3 separate regions of the Homo sapiens genome follow, and regions 2 and 3 are each linked to region 1. The links are chromatin loops, found by intact Hi-C in ENCODE. Cell type or tissue: IMR-90. All regions are shown on one strand. Links, peaks and the distances in the headings refer to the core of each region. The heading gives the core; the rest is flanking DNA. Region 1 overlaps LOC105371291 (a long non-coding RNA gene). Region 2 overlaps ADGRG1 (adhesion G protein-coupled receptor G1). Region 3 has its middle 60 kb from the start of KIFC3.

Region 1 (7,324 bases), core at 1-5,000:
TAATGCCTGATGATCTGAGGCAGAACAGTTTCATCCTGAAACCATTCCCCACTCTGCCCCCCGAATCTGTGGAAAAATTGTCTTCCATGAAACCAGTCCCTGGTGCCCAAAAGGTTGGGGATCACTGGTATAGAGGCACACTGGCACACCTATGCTCTGGCAAATCTACCTCCCAATTATATCTAAGGGGAAGCCTTGCAGTGTTCCTAGAGATGCACCTGAGAATGTTCATAACAGCGTTGTTAGTAATCACAGAAACAGCCCGACTTCCCCTTGATAGGAGAGTGGCCTTGTGGTATCGTCACAGAACACAGCATTCTAAACCTCTGAAAGCAAATGGACCGCAGCTACCGGCCACAGCGTGGGCAAAGCTAAGACACATAAATGCTGATAAAAAAAAAAAAAAAAGTTCCAGCGACTACAGTTTCATACCTTTAAAAAATTTACTTATTTATTTTACTTTTTTTTTTTTTTTTTGAGGCAGACTCTTACTCTATTGCCCAGGCTGGATTCCAGTGGTGTGACCTTGGCTCATTGCAACCTCCACCTCCTGGGTTCAAGCAATTCTTCTGCTTCAGCTTCCCGAATAGCTGGGACTACAGGTGCTCACCACCATGCTCAGCTAATTTTTGTATTTTTAGTAGAGATGGGATTTTACCATGGAGGCCATGTGATCCTCCCGCCTGAGCCTCTGGAGTAGCTGGGACTACAAGCACACCACCACACCCAGCTTTTTTTTTTTTTTTTTTTTGTAGAGATGGGGGTCTCACTATGTTGCCCAGGCTGAGATTACAGGCATGAGCCACCACACTTGGTCAATACCATTTTTTTTTTTTTTTGGAGACAGTGTCTTGCCCTGTCACACCCAGGCTGGAGCACAGGGGTGCAATCTTGGCTCACTGCAACCTCTGTATTCCAGGCTCAGGCAATTCTCCTGCCTCAGCCTCCCAAGTAGCTGGGGTTATAGGCGTGTGCCACCATACCTGGCTAATTTTTTGTATTTTTAGTAGAGACTGATTTTTACCATGTTAGCCGGGCTGGTCTCAAACTCCTGGCCTCAAGTTGATCTGCCCACTTCGGCCTCCCAAAGTGCTGGGATTACAGGCGTGAGCCACCGTGCCCAGCCCATACCTTTTTAATAATGGTTTAATGCCAAGAAAAAGTAAGTAATACATATCTAAACATTTATACTGCACTGAACTATACAGACAGAGCTGTAAAGGGCACATACAAAATTCAGGATGCCTCTGGGGAGGGGAGGTAGGGAAGGGTAGGGGAGACTCAGGAATTTGGATTTTGTTTGCAGGCAAAGGAGGGGGCACTGTTTCTAAGAAGAGTGATGATACCACCGTATTTTTGAAAAATGATGAAACAGCGTGGGGGAAACTGCTATGTCTTCCATATTCAGGCTTTTTCTTCTCCAAGCCCATTTCCTCCCTAGCAATGATAAGAGGAAACACTCCCGGTGAGTCAGATGCTCTCTAAATATTTTTGCTCATTGAATGTTGACACCAGCCCTGTGTTTAGTATCATACTGGGAACACGCATGAGGAGCTGAAGCACAGACAGGTTAAGTGGCTCGCCCAGGGTCATACAGCTACTCAGTGCTGGAGCCGAGATCACACCAGGCTCTGCTTCCCCACCAGAACCATGAGAGGTTGGGAGTGACCCTACTGGACAGGGATATCTGAGGTGGGAGGGGCTGTGTGTGTGTTCATGCTGAGGCCGGCATGCTTAGAACATCAACCTCAATTTTCCTCCCCACAGGGTCTGGCGGGGAGGCAGGGAGCAAGGTCGTTAAGGGTGGGCAGGGTGAGGGGGAGATTCCCTGACAGCCTGGGTTCTGCCCCTCACTTGCTACAGCCCCATGCAAGCCTCTTGGCCTCTCTGAGGCTCTGTATTCTCACCTGTCAAATGGGGGTTGTCCTGGGTGTTACTTCAAAGGCTGATGAGAAAGGAGTGAGTGGGCTGGCTCGCAGCCTGGCGTGACAAGCAATGCATAAATGTATGCCGTATGAGTCACCTGTCCACAGTGGCCCCAGCAGCTCTCTCTAGCAGGGCTTGGCCAAGACTAGGCCCTCAGAGTGTAAGAAAACTCCTGGTTTGGTGCCTAGCACACTATAGATGTGGCAAACTGTGTCCAAGAACGTTTTGATGGGAGCCTGCCTGGATGACAGAAGATCAGAGTGTGCTGGAATGTCCCACCCTTTCCAGCTTCCCGCAGCCAAGCCAGGCTCTGGGGTGATCATTCCCATAGCAACCACCAGGGGTCAGGGCTGGCCACTTCTGCCTTCTTCCCTCATCCTAGCGCCTGTGGGTGGCGATGACATCCCTGCCATCTATGAGGTGGAGCATTTCCAACAAGAGCAGGTCTGAGGCCCTGGCTTGACTTTCCCAGTCCTGTTAAAGAAGAACATTGGTAAGTGTGTCCATCCATCTGTTGGGCTGTCTGTTGTTCTAACATTCACCCATCCATTTATACTTTTGTCCATTCATCCATTTATCTGTTCATTCTTTTGTCTGCCCATCCATCCATTATCGCTTTATCTTCTATTTCCTCATCTATCCACTCATCTGTTCCTTCATCCAGCCATTCATCTGACTATCCATCTGTCCATTGTCCTCCACCCGTCATCCATCCGTCCAGCCTCCATCCATTCATCCGTCCATCTATCCATTCTAATGTCTGCGTGTCCATCTGTCCATCTATCCATCCATCCCTCCATCCATCCATCCTTCCTTCCTCCTTCATCCACTCATCTGTCCATTCTAATGTCTGTGGGCTCTTCTCTTCATCCATCCATTCATCCATCCATCCATCCATCCATCCATCCATCCATCCAATGTTCAAACACCTGTCCATCTACTCTCTGTCTATCCAACATGCAGTGAGACCTTCTGTTGAGCCAGGACTTGCTCAGCTCCAGGGTACCCTATGAAGGAAGGAGACCCAGTTCCCGTTTCTGCCACTTCACTCCCCCACCTTTGGCTCACCATTTGCTGGGGAGTGGAGAAGTATCAGGCAGTGATAACATAATGAGATGTGTGTGGTCAAGCTCGGAGGTGCAAAAATGTCATATTAATTTTTATGTCACATTAGACTCCAAGGCCTCTCATCCCCTGCATGGGTAGGAAATTCAACTCGTCCTTTATGGAGAAGGCCATTGGGTTAAACAAAAATCTGGGTGGCTTAGGTTGCTTGCTCCTGGAAGGAAAACGGGGGAAGGGCCTGGGGTTAGACTCCGTGGTCTCAACGTGGTTCTCTACACCCTCCAGGCTTGGTCCAGGGAAAGCTTTGCTAAGGCTGAGAAGCCTGCTTCTCAGAAGCACGCCAGACCTGCTTTCAGGCTGTGCCTGGCACAGTGGGAGCCTCTGGTCTCAGACAGGCCCTGCATTTGTTCCCTTACCCAGGAACCCAGGCTGCAAGAACACAGACCTCTCTGGAGTGCCTGGAGCCTGTGGGCTTGGCTGCTTCCGCTAGCAGATGTTAGAGTGGGGAGAGAGGTGTCACCCAGCCTGGCCCGGGTGGTGCAGGGCAGGAGGGTTTCCTGTGGGAGGTGACTTCTACACCAAGACCACAGTGTTGAACAGGGTTAGGCAGGAGAAAAGGGAGGGGAAGTGGCACAGGCTTGGGGTTGGGTGTGGTGGGGGTAGAGAGAGAATGCAGGAGAGTGGGCTTGGTGAGCAGAGTGGCGGTGGGAGGAGCTGGAGAGAAACCAGAAAAATAAGGAAGAGCCAATTATGGTGCTCGGGAAGTAGGGAGATACTGAAGCTCTTTGACCAGGGGAGTTCCTGATCCAAGTGGTGTTTCAAGAAGATCACTCTGGCAGGGGGTGGAGGCAGGTTGGAGTGGCATCCAGGGAGGAGTAGCTGTCCTAGATTGTGCTTGGGCATCAGCAGCAGGTGATGATGAGCCACCACACCTGGGTCATGCTGCCAGCAGGAATAAAGGGAGGGGCGAGGCTCTGGGAGGTGCTGGGAGGTAGAACCCACACTGCAGGTCAGGTGAGGGTGAGGGTGAGGTTGGAGCATCATCAAGGCTGATGTCTTGGACTCTTGGGTAGTTGGGGTGGCCTGTCTGTAACTAAGATGGGGAACCCAACGGAGGGAAGAGAATTGGTGATGTGTGTGGCTCGGTTTGATTGATAGATTGGTGGATTTTCAGAGACAGGATCTACTCTGTTGCCTAGGCTGGAATGCAGTGGCACAATCAAAGCTCACTGCAGCCTCAAACTCCTTGGCTCAAGTGATCTTCCCATCTCAACCTCCTGAGTAGCTGCAACTACCGGTGTGCACCACAATGCCCAGCTATTTTTAAATTTTTCTGTAGAGATGGGGGTCTTGCTTCATTGCCTAGGGTGGTCTTGAACTCCTGGCTTCAAGTGACCCTCCTGCTGCAGCCTCCAAAAGCATAAGGATTATATGTGTGAACCACCATGCCTGGCCTAGTTATTTATTTTTAAGCATTAAAAAATGGTAAACATTTAAGCATTAAAAAATGGAGAATACACAGGATATGCCCATAGTTTAACAAAAATGATAAAGCAAATCCCTGTGTAACTACAACCCTGGTAAAGAAAGAGAACATTGCCACCACCCCAGAAACCCCCACCGCCAATCCTCCATCACAACCTCACTGTGCTGGAGAGGGAAACGTTATCCCGACACTTAGAGGAATCTCTCTCTCACTTTTATTTATGGTTTTACCACCTGTACAGTTTTAAACAATACAGTTTTAGCTCTTTAGTTTTAGTTTTAAAACAATACAGTTTTAGTTTTGCTTATTTTGGAAGATTACATGAATGAAACCCACCTTCTTTTACTCAATGTTATGTTTGTAAGATTCATCTGCATTGCTGTATGTAGAAGTAGTTTGTTCCTTTTCAATGCTGTATACTATTCCAATATGTGAACATACTATGATTTATTAATCCATTAATTTCCTGGTGGATGTTGGGATGTTTGCAGGTTAAGGCTGTTACCAACAATGCTACTATAAGCATTCTTATAGGTGAGTAGCGGTACAAATATGCATGTACTTCTGCAGGCTATGTATCTGGAAGTGGACTGTCTGAACCACAGGTCATGAGCATCTTCAATGTTACTAGATAATGCCTGCTTTCTAAAGTGGTTGAACAAATTTACAACCCCTCCTAGCCATCCTCCACCCCCTCCTAAGTGTTCCACAGAGCCACACTCCGTATGGCTAATTTGGGGAAATCTCATGGGTGGGTCGTGATGGCTCATTGTTATTTTAAGTTGTATTTCCATGGCATGTATTTATCGGCCAGTTGGATTTCCTCTTTTGAAGTGCCTATTCAAATGCTTTTCCAGCTTCTTATTGGGTCATTTGGCTCTATAGCAGACACATCTGGGGCCAGCATCACTCTGATTTCAGCCTCCATGTCATGGAGCCTCCCACTGCCAGAAAGCCAGTCTTTCCACATTCTACCCAGGGACTCATCCAACCATGTGGGAAAGCCTGGAATGGTGGAGAAATGCCCCAGCCTCCTGACCTTCATGGAAACAACCCTGGAACTCTCAGGGGTCTTGGAGGTCCCAAAGGAACCCAGTCTTCAGTACCTACAGCAGTGACCTTGACAATGCCCGTGAACTGGGTTTCTACCTCCCTCCCCCACCAACTCTGCTGCTGGCATGACCTTCTAGATATACTGCCTGTACCCAAGTCCTTGTCTCAGGCTCACTCTTCATTTCTTCCTTGTCGATTTGTAGGAGCTATTTATGTATTCTGAATAGTATTCCTTTGTCAGTTATATTATTGTCAATATATTCTCCCATTCTATGAGTTTTCTTTTTCACTTTTTTTTCCCTGCCGTCTTTTGACAAACAGACATTCTTTAGTTTAATATATTCTAATTGATTAAACTCTTACTTCTGGTTAGTGTTTTTTTGTGTTTTTTTTTTTTTTTTCAGAAATCCTTCCCTGCTCCAAAGTTTATGTTATGGCTTGGAAGTTTAATAGCTTTTCACCCTTAGGTCTTTAATTGATTTTGGTAACTGGTATGTGCTAGGGTCAAATTTCATTTTTTTTCCCGTAGGGATACCCAACTGTTCTAGCACCATTTATTGAAAAGTCAACTCTTCCTTCAATATTCAGAAATGTCACCTCTGTCATAAACCAGGCAGCCACATGTGTATTAGACTGCTGGTGAGTGCCCTATCTTGTATATTTCTGCATGTCTTAAATTAGTTCTCAATTAAGTTTTAGAATTTTATCTGGGTTTTGCACATTTCTAGTTAGATTTATTTCTCAGTACTTGATATATTTTGAAGTATTATAAATGATGGTCATATTAGTTATCATGGCCATGTAACAAATCACTCCAACACTCAGTGGCTAAAACAACAAAATTTATCTCCCCATTTTTGTGGGCCAGGAATCCAGGGGTAGCCTAGCTAAGTGGCAATGGCTCAAGGTCTCTTATGAGGTTTCAGTCAAGTTGGAGGACAGGGCTGAGGTCTCATCTGAGGGCCTGACTGTGGAGGTGATCCACAGGGCTGCCTCATGACATGGCAGCTAGCTTCACCCAGAGCAAGTGATCTGAGAGAGAGAGATAGTATCAGAGAGAGAGAGAGAGAGAGAGATAGTATTCAAGATGGAAGCCACACTCTTTATAACCTAATATCAGAAGAGACATCCCATTATTTCTGCCATATTCTATTCATTAGAAGTGAGGCACTAAATCCAGCCCATACAAGAAGATGAGATTACCCAAAGGTGTGAATACCAGGAGGTAGGGTTCACTGGGAGACTTCCTTAGAGGCTGCCTATTGCAGTGATTTTTTAAAAATCTTCATTTCCTGATTCTTATGGCTACTATATAATTTTACATAATTGTTATTTTTTTTTGAGATGCAGTCTCACTCTGTTGCCCAGGCTGGAGTGCAGTGGTGCCATCTTGACTTACTGCAACCTCTGCCTCCCAGGTTCAAGTGATTCTTGTGCCTCAGCCTCCTGAGTAGTTGGGATTACAGGCACATGCCACCATGCTCAGCTAATTTTTGTATTTTTAGTAGAGATGCTGTTTCACCATGCTGGCCAGGCTGGTCTTGAACTCCTGGCTTCAAGTGATCCACCTGCCTCAGCCTCCCAAAGTGCTGAGACTGCAGATATGAGCCACTATGTCTGGCCTCACAATGAAGTTTTAATATTGATTTTTGTATTCAGCAACCTCGCTAAACTCTCTCATTGAATATAATAGTTTATCTGTGGATCGCTTTGCATTTTTCATATACTCGTCATATCATCCGTGAATGATAAAGTTCATTTTTATCTTTCCAATCCTTGTATGTTTTATTTTAT
Region 2 (8,286 bases), core at 1-5,000, 57 kb after region 1:
GCCTGCCCGGGAAGGGTTAATCCCAGAGCCGTCCAGGTCCTGTCCACTCAACTTCCACCTCCATCCTCTGAGGAAATGGGTTTTCCAGGAGCTTGGCCTGGGCAGCGGTGACTCGTGGCTCCACACGGAAGTGACTCAGGTCCCCCGGGAGAAAGCGAGCCGTGGGTCCCCACTGCCCACCGTGCAGAGGGGCAGGGCTGAGCCAGGTCTGGAGCTGGAGCCCTGGGGGTGGGGCGGGGGATGGGCTGGTGGTGGGGTGGGGGTCTCAGCTCAGACAAACCCTGGCCACCTTCCACTCTGCTGGATCCTTGGGGAACCCCATGATGTGGCCCCCATTGTGTCAGACTGGACTGGCCTGTTCTGTCCTGTGTGTGTTTACGGAAGGTCTGAGGTCAAGGGCGGCTGCTCTGGAAGCTGGGGGTTGTGGGGGCTTCCTTGGGCCTCAGCCCCAGCACCCTCTATCCCAGGCTGGATTCTCTGCTACTCTCCATTCTCCTCTCCTTCCCTTTGTGGGGATTCTAAAGCCGGGGAGTTGGGAAGGATGTGCATCTCTGGGGCCTTTATCAATGCCAGCTCTACAAGGAGGGGGAGACTTGGCACCACGCTCGTGTGATCTCAGAACACACAGCCTTCCCCAGCCTCAGTGTCCGCATCTGTAAAATGGTAGCAGTGAGACCCGTATCACAGGGTGGTTCTGAGGGTTTGGTGTGATAACGTGGATGTCACCACTAACATTATCATTGCGGGGGTGTTGCTAGAATGCCCCCTGCTCAGCCACTCCCTCTGGCTCTGTGTGAGCAGAGGCAGGGCCCTTGCCTGTGGGGCCGTGGTTGGTACTGAGCGCCTGATGGCTGAGGCCCTGTAGCGCTGGGGATCTGCGGCTCCAGAGGCAGAGACAGGTCAGGTCCCAGGGGTCTGTGCGGAGACTCATGCTACATCCCTGGCGCCTGGGTGGGTGGGTGGGCAGGTGGCAGGTGTGTGTGCGTGGGGCAGACCTGGAGGGGTGGCATAGGCAGGGATGAAGGAGGGGCGCTAAGTGGACAAGCGTGACAGTGTCCCCCTGCCCAATCTGTGTGGCAACTTTCTTGTCCCCAGCCCAGCTCTCCTGTCCCAACGGGCTTCTGGAGGAGGGAAGTTTTCTGGGTGGGGTTTAACCTTCCATTGCACTCTCCCGGAAAGGAAGCTTCATGCTCTAAGAATTTCCCCTCAAGGTGCTCTGGTGGGTGAGCTGGTTGCTGGGGGCCGTACGGGAAGAGGGGGAAACAGGGAGGAGGGGCCTGTGACAGGCCCAGGGGGCTGAGTTAGGGGCAGGCATGAGCTGTTTAGAAAGTACAGAGATACTTAGCTGAGACTGATGGCACCTGCCTCTAAGCCGTTTACAGGTATCAATTCATTTAATTCTCACAATGACCTTTGAGTGAGGTTGACTTCTTTATTCTTCTTTACTAGTGAGGAAAGCGAGGCCCAGAGAAGGTGAGTAACTAGCCCAAGGACACACAGCTAGTGAGGGAGTCAGGATTTGAACCCAGGCAGTCTGGCTCTAGAGTCTACCCCATGGGTTAAAGGAAGCCAGCCAGCCCCTCCCCTCAAGCCTCAAGCATGTTAATGGAGCCAGGGCTGTCCACCTTGGAGTAGTTGTTCAAACAGCTGAGGTGGAGTGGGGATGACTCAGGAAGTGGCAGGGACAGTTGGTCCCTTGTGTGTGTCTGGATTTCTTCCGTGGAACCCCATGTTGTCGCTTCACTTGTTTCCTTCCAATGATGGGGAGCTCTCTACCTGTACTCCCCTCCTTTACTCTCAAGGGCCAATCCAGGAGGGCTGAAGTGACACGGTGGTTCTGCTTTGTCCTTCAGCCATGCCTACTGACAGTGAAGGCTCACTTTGAAGGTCAGTAAGCCAGGGAGATGCATGGATTCTGGCCAGTTCCTTCCTTGCTTGCTATGTGACCTCAGGAGGTCACTGGCCCTCTTTGGGCCTTGGATCCAAATTCTCCAAATGATTTGTCAGCTTCGAGTTTACAGGTAGGGAGTGGTGGTAGCAGTGAGGGGCTGCTTGGAGGAAGTGGCATTTGAACTGACAATCAGAGGGGGACAGCAACAGAGACTGACAGGAAACAGAAGGAAAGAGGGGGTCCGGAAGGGACATGTCCCTGTCCCCGGATGTTGGGTTTCCTTCCAGTGGTCAGAGGTGGCAGGAGGCAGTTTCAAAAGGAATCAAAATGCTTACAAATCACAACCTGGGAAATGGTGCCCTTCCCTAAAACACTTTCACATCCTTCTTCTCAAAGGGCTCTGTGATGCCACCAGGGCAAGATGATGTGCCTATTTGACCTACGACTGAACTGACAAGGCCTGAGAAATTGGGGTTCCATTCCACATGGTGGGACGCAGGGAACTGGCTCTCAGTCGAAGGGGCCAGGTTTATTTGAGGGAGGACTGGCCCAGGAAGGAGACATTGAGCTCCTGCCTGGGACACCCCTTCTTTTAATGCTGCTCTCAATGATTTGGTTCAAAAGCCACCTCTTCCTGAAAGTCCTCCTTGGTTTCTCTTAAACTCAGACTCCACGTGTGTTCTCCGGCTTGTGGCCGATGACTGCCTCTGTCACTGTGGCCAGCTGCCGCGCCACGCAGGATGAGGTTCTGTCTGTGTCTGTGAGCACCCAGCTCTGCCACAGGGCCGGCTGGCCATAGGGAGGGCCAAGCCTTCTGGCAAGTCTACAAGTGCCAGGGCCACAGGTTCCCTGCCAGGCACTATAGTCCTGACCAGGCAGGGAAAGCCCCTGGCCTCGGGAGCATTTTTGGGCAAGTCATTTAACTCCATGGGCCTCAGGTTCTCCATCTGTGCAATGGGTCAACAGCAGTGCCCACTTCAGAGGGTTGGAGTGGGAATCAATGCAGATGCAGGGGTGGGATGGGTCAACACAGAGGCTGGCAGATAGTAGCCGCTCAGCTAATAGAGAGCTTAGGGGGTCAGATTTGCTCCATCCTTGCCAGGGCGGGGCAATACCGAGTCCTTGTCCCCAGCAGAAACCGTGGTCCCTTTGCTGTTCCAGATGCTCTGGACCCTGGGTACTGGCTCCCCCTGGCGGTCATGATAGGAAGCGCCCTTCCCCTCTGGCTCCTGTAGAGGGCGTCGCGGATGCATTGATCCTTTAGTTCCTTCACTGTCCATCCCCACAGCCTTTATCCAGCAACCTCTGTACAGCCAGGGCCTGCCCACAGAGATGGATCAGGTGCTCCCTGGCTGACCAAGGAGGAGGGAATGCACGTCTCCCACTACCTGGAGGAGGCTACTGGGGGTGGGGAGGGGCTTTGGCCAGTGGTGTGAACCAAAGGAGGCTGGGACTGACTCTGGAGGGAGTTGAGGAGGGCTTCCTGGAGGAGGTGTCCTCTGAGCTAGGTCTCAGGAATGATGATAGGGAGGTAGCTGGGGAGAACTCTGGGAGCCCCCTTTTTTCTGTGTTCCCTCCGGGCCTGGAGGGGCAAGGTGGTGACGGTTCCAGGTAGAACCCTCATGCCAGATTCTAGATAAGATAATCCCGTCACTCTGGGTTCAGGAGGGAGGTACTACGATTAGCCCGATTTTGAGTGACTTACACAAGGTCCTGCAGCGGGCAAAAGGTGGAACTGAGACTGGAACTCAGCTGGACTCTGGACAGCCACTCCCCCGCCTTTTTTTTTTTAAAGCAGGGTCTCACTCTGTCACCCAGGCTGGAGTGCAGTGGCGCAGTTATAGCTCACTGCAGCCTCGACCTCCTGGGCTCAAGTGATCCTTCCACCTCAGCCTCCCTAGTAGCTGGGACCACAGGCATACACCGCCATGCCTGGCTAATTTTGTTTATTTATTGTAGAGATAGGGTCTCACTGTGTTGCCCAGGCTGGTCTGAATTCCTGTGCTCAAGCGATCCTCCTTTCTCAGCCTCCCAAAGCGCTGGGATTACAGACATAAGTCACCACGCCTGGCCTCACTGCCTCTTGGGGAGCGGCCTCTGGCCGCTCTGGGGAGGTCCATGGGCTTTTTCCACACTTGCTTCCCCACCTCACCTCCCACATCCATGCCACACTGGCCTCCTCTTCTGCAGGGCCAGCCCAACCACCACACAGTCCACACTCCCAGCTAACACTCCTGGTCTCTTCCAGGTGGTGACTTCCAAGAGTGACTCCGTCGGAGGAAAATGACTCCCCAGTCGCTGCTGCAGACGACACTGTTCCTGCTGAGTCTGCTCTTCCTGGTCCAAGGCAGGTCTTCCCAGGGGTGCCCTGGGCTGTTGGAACTTACGTTAAAATGCCCCTGTGCCTAGGGTGGCTGCCAGCACACATGCTAACTCCTTTAGGCAGTTACAGCTCGGCTAGTGGAGGGTACCTTGGAGAAAAGCAAAAGACACTCCTTCCTTCTGGCAGGTGCAGCCCTGCAGTGCACAGCTTAGGGTATGGAATATGGATGGGGTACTGGCCCCACTCACCTCTGCAGCCAGAGCATTCTTGTGCAGTGTACCACCTGCACAACCGTCTATGTCAGCCATGGCCTCATTAAATACTTCATTGCTGTTAAAAATATGTTTTCCCCTTGAAATTACTATTCGTTTTCAGTTTCCTCTTTTTTTTTTTTTTTTTGAGACGGAGTCTTGCTCTGTCGCCCAGGCTGGAGTGCAGTGGCGGGATCTCGGCTCACTGCAAGCTCCGCCTCCCGGGTTCACGCCATTCTCCTGCCTCAGCCTCCCAAGTAGCTGGGACTACAGGCGCCCGCCACTATGCCCGGCTAATTTTTTGTATTTTTAGTAGAGACGGGGTTTCACCGTTTTAGCCGGGATGGTCTCGATCTCCTGACCTCGTGATCCGCCCGCCTCAGCCTCCCAAAGTGCTGGGATTACAGGCGTGAGCCACCGCGCCCGGCCTCAGTTTCCTCTTTTTATAGTTTGATGCTGATAAGTTTTGAGTGGGAAAGACTAACACATTTTTGTAGACCCTTGGAATGTGTGTGAATCTCAGGCTCCAGGTTCACATGTACTCAGCCTAGGTCCTGTCCCCTTCCATGCCTCTGGTCAGCCCCTGCCACGGGGTCCCATCTGCAGCCTCTGCCTCCTCAGGTGCCCACGGCAGGGGCCACAGGGAAGACTTTCGCTTCTGCAGCCAGCGGAACCAGACACACAGGAGCAGCCTCCACTACAAACCCACACCAGACCTGCGCATCTCCATCGAGAACTCCGAAGAGGCCCTCACAGTCCATGCCCCTTTCCCTGCAGCCCACCCTGCTTCCCGATCCTTCCCTGACCCCAGGGGCCTCTACCACTTCTGCCTCTACTGGAACCGACATGCTGGGAGATTACATCTTCTCTATGGCAAGCGTGACTTCTTGCTGAGTGACAAAGCCTCTAGCCTCCTCTGCTTCCAGCACCAGGAGGAGAGCCTGGCTCAGGGCCCCCCGCTGTTAGCCACTTCTGTCACCTCCTGGTGGAGCCCTCAGAACATCAGCCTGCCCAGTGCCGCCAGCTTCACCTTCTCCTTCCACAGTAAGGCAACTTCCAGGCGGAGGGAACAACTGGGCAGTGGTCTAGAGGCAGGGAAGGCAAAATGCAAAGTGGACTGGGCTCACAATATCAGATCATGAAGACTGGGCTTTGCTCACAGGCACTGGGGAGCCAGTGAAGGTGTCTGAGGAGGGGAGGAGTGTAATCCAAGTGCTAGGATTACAGGCATGAACCACTGCGCTCGGCCCCACTGTCCCTTGATGGTTACTTTGTGGGCAGGCAGGGGTGAGGATGGAAGGGCAAGGGCCCGTCCTGAGGCTGCAGAGAAGGTCTTGGTGAAGGAGGATGAGGTCTGAATAGGGTGAGAGAGCAGAGACTGGAAAGGGACTGAAGATCAAGAGCCCCAGGAAGAATTCTTCCTCAGCATCAGTGTAGACTGTTTATTTCCTTTCACAGAGGAGGAAACTGGGGCACAGAGAGGATGCCCAAAGCTGCACAGCTAGCCAATGGGAGAGCCAGGATTTGAACCCAGCAGCTGATTGGAGTGGGGTAGGGGTGAGGGGCGGAGTATGAGAGGTCAAAGGTCAGGAAAGCAGTGGGGTTGACTCTGAGGTCCAGAAGCTGCATCTTCCCCCTTGAGTGTGACAGGTACATGTGGCCACTGCCATTCAGCACCATTAAATGCTGAATGGTGGCCAGGAAGGGAGGAGCATCAGAAGGAGCTTGAAGGTTTACTGGGGGGTTTTCATGTCTTTCCAGCACCTCAAGTTTGAGGCAGGGCTTTCAGGGGTGGGGGGCACAGCACTTTGATTGTGTCAGTGTAACAGGCTAATGATTATGTCCAGTGCAACAGGCAGGCCCAGGCCCGTCAGTGGTGGGGGGTTCCCCACACCCCAGGCTGGGATTCTGCCCCGCAACCTGGGAGGATTTAGGGCAAAGTTGATCCTAGTTGCAAATTGGCATTCTGAAGACCAGACTGAACTTGGTCTTGTTTGGCCTGTAGAGGGTTTTTAAAAAACATGGACCAGGGATTTCAAATCACCTAAAACCCAGGCTTTCTCGGTTATGCATTCAAAAGATGGAGCTACCCAGGGCCTGCCTTCCTCAGTGGCACAGAAAGTATACCCTCCAACCCCCACTGTTTGTCTTCCTCATCTGAGTCCCAGCTAATCCCTGGAGACACCTTAGTCGGCCGCCTTAGTAGGCCGCCCACGCTACCTGGGCAGAGGGGCCCGAGCCTGGAGTCAGGGAGGCTGGTGGGTGTGGAGTCCCAGGAACCACCACCAAGCCCCGCACATCCCTCCTAAGGAGGCCTGGCTGGGCCCTCTCTGCTCCGTGTGTGTAGCCGAAGGTGTCTGCGGAGGGTGCTGAGCAAGGCACATCCCACCCCATCCCGCTGGGGCTGGCATTGCTGGCGGGTTCTGTAAGACACAACCCCCACGGGTTGGCCTCATCTGAGTGGCCTTGGCAGAGTCCACTCTGCTTCTTGAAGCCTCAGTTTCCCCTTTGTAAAGTAAAGATCGAGGCATTCAGAGTCATGTCAGGGTGGTAGGGGGCAGAATGGGAGGGTCCTGGGACCTGAATCGGCAGCCTCGGCGGGGGCCTGTCCACCCCTCCCCCAGGTCCTCCCCACACGGCCGCTCACAATGCCTCGGTGGACATGTGCGAGCTCAAAAGGGACCTCCAGCTGCTCAGCCAGTTCCTGAAGCATCCCCAGAAGGCCTCAAGGAGGCCCTCGGCTGCCCCCGCCAGCCAGTAAGTTTGGCACCTGGGGCTGTGAGGGGAGGCAGGAAGGCATCAGAGATCTGGACCTGGGCAGGGTGGGACCTGGAGTAGGGGCTACTGCGAGGCCTTCCCTGGGACTGGAATGCTTCTTTGATTTCTCTTTCTGCCTTCTGGGAGTCAACACATGCCCCCCAGGCTGAGCCCTCTCCTGTCTGAGTCAGTAACCAACATCACATCCACCATCCCAAGCCCTCCTCCCCCTCATAAAGAAAGGATGGGTGGTCCACAGTACAGCCCAGCAGACCAAGGCTCAGAGACGGCAGAGCCGCTCCAAGGCCACAGAGTAGGTTGGCACAGGCGGAGCTGGGCCCAAACCCATGGTGCTGAGTCCCAGGACAGCCCCCACCACACCATTGCTCTCCTTTCCCTTGGCTCCCAGGTCCTGGCCTCCTCTGTCTGACCCTACCCCAGCTCATTCTTTCTCTCCCACACGCAGATGCCTGCTTTTCTCTTTTGTCTGCTCTCCACTCTCTCTTGCCCACCCCACCCCTCTCTCTGCCTCTGCCTCTGCCTCTGCCTCTTCCCTGTGTCTCTGTCTGAGTCTCTCGTCCTCCTGCCTCAGTCTCCCTGGTGGCCCGGCCCCCTCCCCACCATCACCACCGCTTTCTCCTCCCTGCCAGGCAGTTGCAGAGCCTGGAGTCGAAACTGACCTCTGTGAGATTCATGGGGGACATGGTGTCCTTCGAGGAGGACCGGATCAACGCCACGGTGTGGAAGCTCCAGCCCACAGCCGGCCTCCAGGACCTGCACATCCACTCCCGGCAGGAGGTCAGGGGCAGGCCTGGGCAGGAAGCAGATGCGGGTTGGGCCGGGGCCAGATGGAGGTGGGGGCTGTGAGCACTCCCTGAAGCTCAGTGCCGTCGCAGCCTCTCCCTGGGGCCTCCCGAGAAGGTTCCAGGCCCGAGGATAGCCATCCTAAGTCAGTAGTTCAACCGTGGGATTGAGGACCCTGTGTGGGCACAGTGGCAGGGTCTGCTTCCTATACCAGTCTCCTGGGGCCACCCGTGTGAACAGAAGACCAGCCCCTAAACGCC
Region 3 (10,728 bases), core at 3,255-8,254, 270 kb after region 1:
CTAACATGCCCCAGTGTGTGACGTTCCCCTCCCTGTGTCTATGTGTTCTCATTGTTCAACTCCCACTTATGAGTGAGTATGTTCAGTGTTTGGTTTTCTGTTCCTGTGTTAGTTTGCTGAGAATGATGGTTTCCAGCTTCATCCATGTCCCTGCAAAGGACATGAATTCATCCTTTTTTATGGCTACATAGTATTCCATGGTGTATATGTGCCACATTTTCTTTTTCTTTTTTTTTTTATTTCTTTTCTTTCTTTCTTTCTTTCTTTTTTTTTTTTTTTTTTTTTTGAGACAGAGTCTCTCTCTGTCGCCCAGGCTGGAGTGCAGTGGCACGATCTCGGCTCACTGCAACTTCCGCCTCCTGGGTTCAAGTGATTCTCCTGCCTCAGCCTCCCGAGTAGCTGGCACATGCCACCCCACCCGACTAATTTTTGTATTTTTAGTAGAGATGGAGTTTCACCACGTTGGCCAGGCTGGTCTCGATCTCCTGACCTTGTGATCCACCTGCCTCGGCCTCCAAAAGTGCTGGGATTACAGGCGTGAGCCACCGCGCCTGGCCCCACATTTTCTTTATCCAGTCTATCATTGATGGGCATTTGGGTTGTTTCCAAGTCTTTGCTACTATGAATAGTGCTGCAATAGCTTTCTTTTTTTAGCTTTCCTGATACTGAATGAGCAAAGAAATTTAGCTTCTTTTAGTCTCAGAGCCTCATTGCAATCCAAATGTCCATTATATGTCTTCCCGGGCGCAGAGCACTTCGCCCCTAGGAGAAGAAGCCTTCCCTTCCCCGGAACACAGAAATAGCTGAAGCCAATTTTAGTTTTTTGTTTTATTTTTGCTTTTTGTTTTGTTTTGATTTTTCCTTCCTGTCTCATTTCAGTAATAGCAGAAAGATATCCAATATAAGGTCCGTGAACCATTTATAGAAAATTAAAGTGCACCTCATGACAGTCAGTGCACATCATGACAGCCAGCATTGTCTTTCTCTGGAGTTCTGCTCCAGGTGTATAATTGCATGTCATTAACTTTCTATATCTCACCAATTCACAAACATAGCTTTTTTTTTAACCATCCCCTCCCTTAACAAATTTAAATTTACATAATTGAGGCCGGGTGCAGTGGCTCACACCTGTCATCCCAGCACTTTGGGAGGCTGAGGTGGACGGATCACTTGAGGTCAGGAGGTCAAGACCAGCCTGGCCAACACGGTAAAACACTGTTTCTACTAAAAGTACAAAAAAGATTAGCTGAGCGTGGTGGCACGTGCCTGTAATCTCAGCTACTCCGGAGGCTGAGGCACGAGAATAGCTTGAACTGGGGAAATCAATGCCGCAGTGAGCTGAGATCACACCACTGCTTTCCAACCTGGGCAACAGAGCAAGACTGTCTCAAAAAATAAAAAAAAGAAAAGAAAATACATAATTGAATTCACAAAACAAATTTAATTGCTATGTATATGAAGACAGACAAATGCATGGAAAAATATTCTGTGACGTATTCTTTGGTTTTATAACAAAAAAGGCAAACAGACACTTTTACTTTACCTTGTTCTTATCTTAATATAATACATAGGACCATATCCACCTCTTTATTTCAGAAAGTATTTGAACAGTTTCTATTCTGGAGGATTAGAGATTTCCTTGAAGCCATTACTACTCTACAACTTTATACTGTGATGGGCAGCAAAGATAATATTGTGCCTGATCACAAAGAGGAGACACAAGCCTTTCCAGAAATGTCTACGCTAAAGACACACACCAAAAATAAGGAGTTTACTAATCTATATTCTCAGCTTGAGTATTTTGTCTGCTTCCACTTCTAGACTTAAGATAAGGCTACGTTCCTCACCCTCCTTCCTCCAGCACTTGCTTCATGCAGTTAAAATGGAATGAATGACTTTAGTTAAAGCGTCAAAAGAGTCTCACTAAGGAGATACTAATTATAGCTGTTTTCACGAAGCTCTCAGAAACTCCAGCAGGGGGCTCATTCATTCCTGCTGAGCTGCTACAGACCCTAAGATTATGTTGTCTACATCAGCCTTAGAAATTTCCCACAAGCAACACTCCTCCCACACCCGCCGAAGTCATACACCAGTTACAGTGGGAGGGCAACTGTGTAGGTCACTACAAAGGGAACTGTTAGTTTCATCCCCACATTCCCCACAAACATTTAAAATAAAATCAAGGCAGGGTGCAGTGACTCACTTGTAATCCCAGCACTTCGGGAGGCTGAGGCGGGCAGACCACTTGAGGGCAGGAGTTTGAGACCAGCCTGGCCAACATGGTGAAACCTTGTCTCTACTAAAAATACAAAAATTAGCCAGGTGTGGTGGCGCATGCCTGTAGTCCCAGCTATTCAGGAGGCTGAGGAGGAAAGATGGCTTGAACCCAGGAGGCAGAGGTTACAGAGAGTTGAGATCGTGCCACTGCACTCCAGCCTGGGCAACAGAGTGAGACTCTGTCTCAAAAATAAAATAAAATAAAATAAAATAAAATAAAATAAAATAAAATAAAATAAAATAAAATAAAATAAAATAAAAACAAGTGGGGCAGGTGAAGCTCCCTTAATTCCTCCCTAGGAAATTCTATAAAGGCAGAGTACAATTTAGAAAATCAAACTGGGGCTCTGGCTCACGCCTGTAATCCCAGCACTTCGGGAGGCCGAAGCAGGTGGATAACCTGAAGTCAGGAGTTCAAGACCAGCCTGACCAACATGGTGAAACCCCGTCTCTACTAAAAATACAAAATTAGCTGGGCATGGTGGCACATGCCTGTAATCCCAGCTACTCAGGAGGCTAAGGCAGGAGAATCACTTGAACTTGGGAAGAGGAGGTTGCAGTGAGCCAAAGATCATGCATTGCACTCCAGCCTGGGCAACAGGAGTGAAACTCTGTCTCAAAAAAATTTAAAATAAGAAAATCAAACTGGACATCCAAATGATAATTAACTTACATATGTTCATTCATTACCATTGCTGTTACCAGAAAATGGGTCTTGTCCCAGACCCCAAGAGTGGGCTCTTAGATCTCACTTTCTTGGGAAAGAATTCAGGGCAAGTTGCAGAGTATAGCGAAGTTAAGATAGTTTGTTAGAGACTATTACGGAGTAGGGCTTCCTCAGAAAGCAAGAGGAGGAATGCCCCTACTTTAAACTTTTTATTTATTTATTTATTTAGATACAATATCTCCCTCTGTCACCCAGGCTGGAGTACAGTGGCACTATCATGGCTTACTATAGTCTCAACCTCCCAGGCTCCATTGATCCTTCCACTTTAGCCTCCCAAGCAGCTGAGCTAGAGGTACATACCACCACGCCTGGCTAATTTTTATATCTTTTGTAAAGACAGGGTTTTTTCATGTTGGCCAGGCTGGTCTTCAACTCCTGAGCTGAAGAGATCCATCCATCTCAGCCTCCCAAAGTGCTGGGATTACAGGCATGAGCCACCATGCCTGGCCAAGAATGCCTCACCTTAAACATAGTGCTTGCTTATATAGGTTGTTAAGAATAGCATACTTCATTACAAAGACTTTTGATCAGCTTGTGACGGGCTATTAGTATTGTTATTTTCCTATGCTACTACTGATTTCCACAAGAATTTATATGTGTACTATTATCTTTAAAGCAAAACCTATTCTTAAACTAAGAATGCATTTTGTTCTTGAAATATTGGGACGTTTCCATAAGTTCTGGGTCTTTATTTGGTAAGTTAGCATCATTAACTCATCCCCTCAGCCATAAATATCTTGTGACCAACAGTACCAACCCCCTGGAAATGGGGAATGCTACCCAGCAGGATTGGCTTTACCCAGCCTTTATTCAAGATGGAGTCACTCTGGTTAGGACATCTCTGACACTATTAACTTTCTATCTCAATGTCTTTCCTTCTCTCACTGCACAACCTTAGATAATTAATTTGTTAATTATCAATCTCATAAATGAAACAAAGCTGATCAGGGCACATGGCTGGTCTGGATGTTCCCAAGGATGTATTGCAGGTGGCAGGAAGGACCGTGGACCCAGCGTCCACTTTCCCAGGGGTCGATCATAAAACAATTTGCACCATGGTACTGGGGGCCAGAAGGGCAAAAGGGAGCCATGTGATCAAAATAATCTTTCCTAGGCCAGGCGCGGTAGCTCACACCTGTAATCCCAGCATTTTGGGAGGCCAAGGCTGGTGGATCACTTGAGGCCAGGAGTTCAAGACCAGCCTAACAAAACCCTGTCTCTACTAAAAATACAAAAATTAGCCGGGCGTGATGGTGTGCACCTGTAATCCCAGCTACTTGGGAGGCTGTGGCACGAGAATCACTTGAACCTGGGAGGCGGAGTTTGCAGTGAGCCAAGATTGTGCCACTGCACTCCAGCCTGGGCAACAAAGTGAAACTCTGCCTCAAAATAATAATAGTAATAATAATAATCTTTCCAACAGGTAAAATATTTTCAAGCTGAAGGAGTGGAAGTACTGGCTAGTCATATGTATAGATCATCAAAGAACAAGGATGAGCTTCTGGAAGCGAATTCTGGCAGCTGGGCTTACCTGCTACTCCCTGGGAGCTTTTTGACGTCCTTATTATTATTATTATTTAATTTTCTGTCCTGAGTAGCTGGGGCTACAGGTGCTTACCACTACATCTGGCTTTTTTTTTTTTTTTTTTAGTACAGACAGGGTCTTTCCCAGGCTGGTCTCAAACTCTTGAGCTCAAGTGATCCTCCCGCCTCAGCCTCTCAAAGTGCTGGGATTATAGGTGTGAGCCACCTTGCCTGGCTGAGATTTCATCAAGCTACTTAGAACATCGTGCAACTTAGAATTCATGAATTGTTTATTTCTGGAATTTTCCATTTAATATTTTTGGACCTTGGTTGACCGAGGGTTACTGAAACCTCAGAAAGCAAAACTGTGGATAAGGGAGGATTACTATACTGCCATTAAGTTGTATTTTAAAAATAATTTCAAAAATTGTATTCAAGTAATATGTGTATTCAATTAAAATTTCATCCCTTCAATGTTTTATAAGTAATTCAAATACCAGAGTGGTAACCATCTTCTAAGAATATTAGCTACAATCCCAATCACTGTTTTTCAAAAAGATGTTGTCAGTCCTGCTTCTGAAATTTCTCTCCAACAGGCCTCCTCCTCCCATTCCCACTGCCCCAACCCAGCCAGGCCCTTACCTTGCACTGCTCCGGGACACCAGCCTCCAATCTGAGGGTTTCCTGGTGTCTGGGCTTCCATGCAGCTGTCAGAGTGTTCTTCCTGAAAAGAAACTCCATCTGTGCCATTTTCCGAGCAATACGTTTTACTGGGTTGTCCTGTAGCCTTCAGGATAAAGTACAAATTCCTGAACATGACACCTCGGATGAAGTCCGTCCCCTCCTTCCCAGATTACCACCTGCCCCTTTGACCCTGCCCTTTGGTCATCAGCCACAATCAGCTGCTGTCTCCACCAAGCCTCACCAGCTCTCCAAGCCTTCACCCATGATGCTGTCTGCCTGGACTGCCCTCCCTCCCATTCCTCTGCCTACAAGATCCGATATGCGCTTCAGCCTCCAATGTTAGCTCACCAAAATCTTCCCTTTGAATTATGAATGCAGCTGGCTGCAAACTCCTCCAAGTGACCAGAGTGTCCTATAATCACGTCTATTATAGCATCTTTGATTTAGGGGGTGATTTTTGTTTTTTTTGTTTGTTTGTTTGTTTTTCTTTTTCTTTCTTTCTTTTTTTTTTTTTTTTTTTTTTTTGCATTTCTGTATTTCCTAAGAGAATGTGAATTCCTAGAATCCTAGGAATTCTCATCTGATTTTTATTCCCAACGTCTAGCACTATGCAAAGCAAAAAGTAGGTACCCAATAACTGCTTTTGGAATGAATAAATGAATCAATGAATGGTACCATGCAGCTGCCAAAGTGCTTTCTGCAAAGCAACTCTGACCTTGTTGCTCTCTGAGCTGTGCTCCTTCCTGGGTGATGAGGTAACACTGGAAGCTATTAACAGATAAGAAAGAGAAAAAAAAAAGGAGGGGAGAGATCTCTGGGTCTCTGACAAATTACTTATTTTCACTGAGTTTCTGTTTCCTCATTTGTAAAACAAAAGTGCTGTCCGGATGAGCTCTGAAGGCATCTTCCAGTTCTCAAATTCCAGCCTGCTTGGCTCCTGAACAACTTTCCCAGAGTCTCTGGCAGCTATAACCCAAGTCTTAGCACCATCTAGTGATAAACAGGCACACAGCGGGGAGGGAAAGCCGGGGAGTGGGGAGGGCGGATAAGAGAAGGAAATGCCAACTTTAATTATATTATGAGCCGGCAAGGAATTAGGTCAAACCTGCAAATACAAAGTTAAACCAAGAGACCTAACTTTATCCTGGGGATGGAATAAATAATTAGCTTCAGAACATGGATGAAGTAGACAATTATAGAATGCCTGAGACATGGAAAAGGCAATAAAACAATTCCTGTGTACCCTGGCCCTCTTGTTCTTTTATCAATTTACTGCTTGTTACTGTAATTAAATATTTTTCTTGGGAGGACATGTACTTTTGAAGGGCCTATGGCATGGGACTCCAATAACTCAATAAAACCACAAATTAAGTATTTATTAAGAATATATATGTATTTTCAAGTTTCTTCCTTACTATTTATTTATTTATTTATTTATTTATTTATCTGAGACAGGGTCTTGCTCTGTGGCCCAGGCTGGAGTGCAGTGGCATGATCACGGCTCACCGCAACCTCGAATCCCTGGGCTCAGGCGATTCTCCCACCTCAGCCTCCTGAGTAGCAAGGACTACGGGGATGTACCACCATGCCCAGCTAATTTTAAATTTTTCAGCTAGGCACAGTGGCTCACGCCTGTAAATCTCAGCACTTTGGGAGGCCAAGGTGGGTGGATCACAAGGTCAGGAGTTTGAGACCAGCCTGGCCAGCATGGTGAAACCCCGTCTCTACTAAAAATACAAAAATTAGCTGGGCATGGTGGTGCGTGCCTGTAATCCCACCTACTCAGGAGGCTGAGGTAGGAGAATCTTACCCCGGGAAATGGAGGTTGCAGTGAGCCGAGATCGCACCACTGTACTCCAGCCTGGGTGACAGAGCGAGACTCTGTCTCAAAAAAAAAAATTCCAGTAGAGATTGGGGCCGGGGAGGTCTCACTATGTTTTTGCCCAGGCTGGTCTTGAACTCCTGGGCTCAAGTGATTCTCCCACCTTGGCCTCCGAAAGTACTGGGATTACAGGTGTGAGCCCCAAGCCCAACCTCTTTACCTTTATTGGAGTGTGATAAGACCAAAATATGACTAATTAACACTATAGGAAATAAGGATAATTCTGAGAGAAGCAGCGAAACAATAACAAAATACTAGTGTCTACATTCTTTTCTTTAAAACCTACTGACCTACACATTTTTATTAACCTAGTATTTGTTTGCTAAATGACTTTCTAGTTGCCAAAAAACAAGAATAAACAAATCGACTGAACAAATGACAAAAGATAAAGAAACAATTGAGCATTGAGTAACAGAAAACTATGTTGAGATTTTGCTAAAATCTGTCCCCAGGGCTGTCCTGAGACCATCTTCTGGACAAAGCACACATGTAAAGGGGTAGGTACTTTATAGATACTTTGAGCAATAAGGGCCTTTAGGCCAGCTATGGTGGCTCACGCCTGTAATCCCAGAACTTTGAGAGGCTCAGGTGGGAGGATCGCTTGAAGCCAGGAGTTTGAGACCAGCCTGGACAACAAAGCAAGACCACATTTCTATAATTTTTTTTTTAATTAGCCAGGCATGGTGGTGTGCACCTGTAGTTCCAGCTTCTCAGAAGGCTAAGGTGGGAAGATCGCTTCAGCGCAGGAGGGTGAGGCTGCAGTGAGCTATGATTGCACCATTGCACTCCAGCCTGGGTGACAGAATAAGATACTATCTCAAAATAATAATAATAAAATAGGCTGGGTGCGGTGGCTCACGCCTGTAATCCCAGCACTTTGGGAGGCTGAGGTGGGTGGGTCACCTGAGGTCAGGAGTTCGAGACCAGACTGACCAATATGATGAAACCCCATCTCTACTAAAAATACAAAAATTAGCTGGGCATGGGTGGCACGTGCCTGTTGTCCCAGCTACTAAGGAGGCTGAGACAGGAGAATTGCTTGAACCCGGGAGGCAGAGGTTGCAGCGAGCCAATATCATGCCATCGCACTCCAGCCTGAGCGACAGAGCAAGACTCCATCTCAAATAATCATAATAATAAAATAAGGGCCTGTGAGTGGGGAGCAAGTGAAATCAGTCCTACATTTAGGCCATTTCTAAAGTGAGATTCCATTGTAATGCATAATTACATTTGCAAGTCGTAATAACCTATGTCTGCATGTACATTACCTTATAAACCTGTTCTTACTCATCCATTTGGAGTCTAATGGAACCTGTGTAACCATTTATTGACTGATACATTATATACACAGTAATGATTATTGCATAACCCCAAGAACACAGAGAGTACAAATCTGAAACTGGACCATTTCACTGCAGTGCCATATTTTCCAAACCCAAAATAAGGCCACTTGTACTGACAAGAATGTGCACATGACAAAAGGAAAACGAGGTCTGATAACACACAGCACCTCCAGGTGACTTCCCTCTTGGCACATTTATAACCTAGAAGTGTTTGAAAAAGGAAGAAACTGCAGAGGGAAAAAGCAAGTCAGCGTTTTTTTTGCCTGGAGTTGGAATCCAATGGTTGGGTTTTGGAGACTGCTTTGAAGGAAAACGATGACTCGCTGGGCAGGTGCGTTTCAGACACTAACAAACATAAAAGAATGTAGGGAGTTATGGGTGATGGACTCATGAGACAGGTCTGTGCCTGATTTTTCTATTTTGCCTGCTATTAACTATATGCCTCAACCTGTAAGCTTACAGACGTATTTCTTTTATGGCTGATGCAGTTACATAAAGGATGATACGTTTCATTTGGATAAACTCAATTTTATCTGAAAAATCCAAAAGCATTTCAAACATACAGAGTTGAAAGACAAACTTTTTTTTTTTTTTTTTTTTTTTTTTTTGAGACAGGGATTTACTCTGTTATGCAGGCTGGAGAGTAGTCTTGTGATCGCAGCTCACTACAGCCTTCACCTCCCAGGCTCAAGGGCTCAAGATATCCTCCTAGCTCAGCCTCCTGAGTAGCTGGGACTACAGGCGTGTGTCAACAAGCCTGGCTAATTTTTGTATGTTTTGTAGAGATGGAGTCTCAGTATGTGTTGCCCAGGCTGGTCTCAAACTTGTGGGCTCAAGCAATCTGCCCGCCTTAGCTTCCCAAAGTGTTGGGATTACAGGCATGAGCCACCGCACTTGGCCAAAAAACAAACTTTAAACAAATAATAATTTTTAATTATAATAATGCTTACATAGGTAACCAAAGTACTTCAGGAGATGATCCATTAGCCCAGCGCAAAGCCATCAGCTTCATAATAAAACCTTGGCAAATTTAAAACACCTGCAATTCATTTCATGCCTCGTGATTTAAAGTATATTACATTAATGTGAAAAATTACCTTCTGAACTCACACTCATTGAAGTGTAAATGTGCTCTCCTTCCCCCCCGGCCCCCGCCACTTCCCCATTTCATCCTGAAATTCCATTTGTAAATTCTGTACATCCACAGATGCCGTAGTCATTACCTCGTTTTTTGTTGATAAGTCTTCTCTGCCTAGAGGTTTTTATAAGAGTTATTTTTCCTGTAATGAATACTCAGCAGTTCAGGCCCATCTTTTCAGCTGGCTGGATGCTAGTGTCCCTTGATTAATGGACCTGCCAACTCGATGAGGTGATACCACACCAACAAAGGCTCAGCCTAGAAAATGTCACCTCTTATCCTGGTTGTCCAAGCACTTCTGTTTTATGAGCTTTGTGTGCCTCCCAGATGTGCCTAGTATTTCATTTTGGGTTTTGTTAATAAGAAGGCAAGTAACATGAAAGCAGGTAATTGGATTATTTAATGCAGTAGAAATAATTTCTTTTGTTCAAATAATGTGCTTCATATGATAGACTTTTTTTTTTTTCTATTTTTCATTCCTGTCAGCTTAACTGCTACTTAACCATTTAAGTCAATGTATAGGTCAATACAAACAACATTATTTTTTCTGCCTGGAGAGAAAGGCTTACAATAAGAATTGTTTGAGAAGGAAAAAAAAAAGTCCTCAAATAAAAACATTTTGCTTTTTAAAAAATTTGCTTTAATAAGACAAAGACATGGAAACCCTAGTTAAAAGTTAAAGTTGTGAACTTTGGTAGCAAATTTTGCTTGTACTTTTTTTTATAGAGACAGGGTCTTACTATGTTGCCCAGGCTGGAGTGCAGTGGCGTGATCTCGGCTCACTGCAACCTCCACCTCCCGGGTTCAATCGATTCTCCTGCCTCAGCTTCTCAAGTAACTGGGATTACAGGTGCCCGCCACCATGCCTGGCTCAAATTTTTGTATTTTTAGTAGAGATGGGGGTCTCAGTATGTTGCCCAGGCTGGTCTCGAACTTGTGGGCTCAAGCAATTCACCCATCTTGGCCTGGCAAAGTGCTGGGATTGCAGGCATGAGCCACTACGCCCGGCCTAAAAAATATATATTTTGCTTTAATAAGACAAAGACATGGAATCCCTAGTTAAAAGTTAAAGTTATGGCTGGGCACGGTGGCTCACGCCTGTAATCCCAGAACTTTGGGAGGCCAAGGCAGGCAGATCACCTGAGGTTGGGAA

What was found. Hi-C counts contacts between places; a loop is a spot of excess contacts. Peaks named below come from ENCODE experiments on the same cell type or tissue, not always from the same donor. Only the 100,000 strongest peaks of a DNase experiment are listed, where the experiment ranks them.
Region 2: it touches region 1 in a loop (7-fold over the local background); 100 of 110 quality-filtered maps call a loop at or near these places.
Region 3: a loop joins it to region 1, with 3.0 times the contacts of the local background. A loop is called at or near these places in 15 of 110 quality-filtered maps.

What each region holds. Positions count from the first base shown.
Region 1 is chr16:57,589,306-57,596,629 of GRCh38, forward strand. The region is part of intron 1 of LOC105371291 (a long non-coding RNA gene); the gene reads right to left. It overlaps LOC107984889 (a long non-coding RNA gene), which reads left to right and starts at 6,050. Exons shown (of 2, transcript XR_001752212.2): 1 at 6,050-6,169. RefSeq lists a silencer at 334-403 and an enhancer at 3,607-3,686. In IMR-90, for the core only: a CTCF peak has its summit at 2,261 (motif pointing right); DNase peaks (open chromatin) are centred at 1,496, 2,006 and 2,266; H3K27ac peaks cover 521 bases.
Region 2 is chr16:57,646,114-57,654,399 of GRCh38, forward strand. It overlaps ADGRG1 (adhesion G protein-coupled receptor G1), which reads left to right. Exons shown (of 14, transcript NM_201525.4): 2 at 4,140-4,238; 3 at 5,087-5,509; 4 at 7,090-7,222; 5 at 7,873-8,020. The coding sequence starts at 4,175. Among named protein-coding and RNA genes, the nearest start is that of ADGRG3, 18 kb to the right of the region's middle. RefSeq lists a silencer at 5,091-5,491. In IMR-90, for the core only: a CTCF peak has its summit at 3,105 (motif pointing left); a DNase peak (open chromatin) is centred at 3,108.
Region 3 is chr16:57,857,559-57,868,286 of GRCh38, forward strand. It overlaps a transcript of KIFC3 not described here. Among named protein-coding and RNA genes, the nearest start is that of KIFC3, 60 kb to the left of the region's middle. In IMR-90, for the core only: a CTCF peak has its summit at 6,206 (motif pointing left); a DNase peak (open chromatin) is centred at 6,163.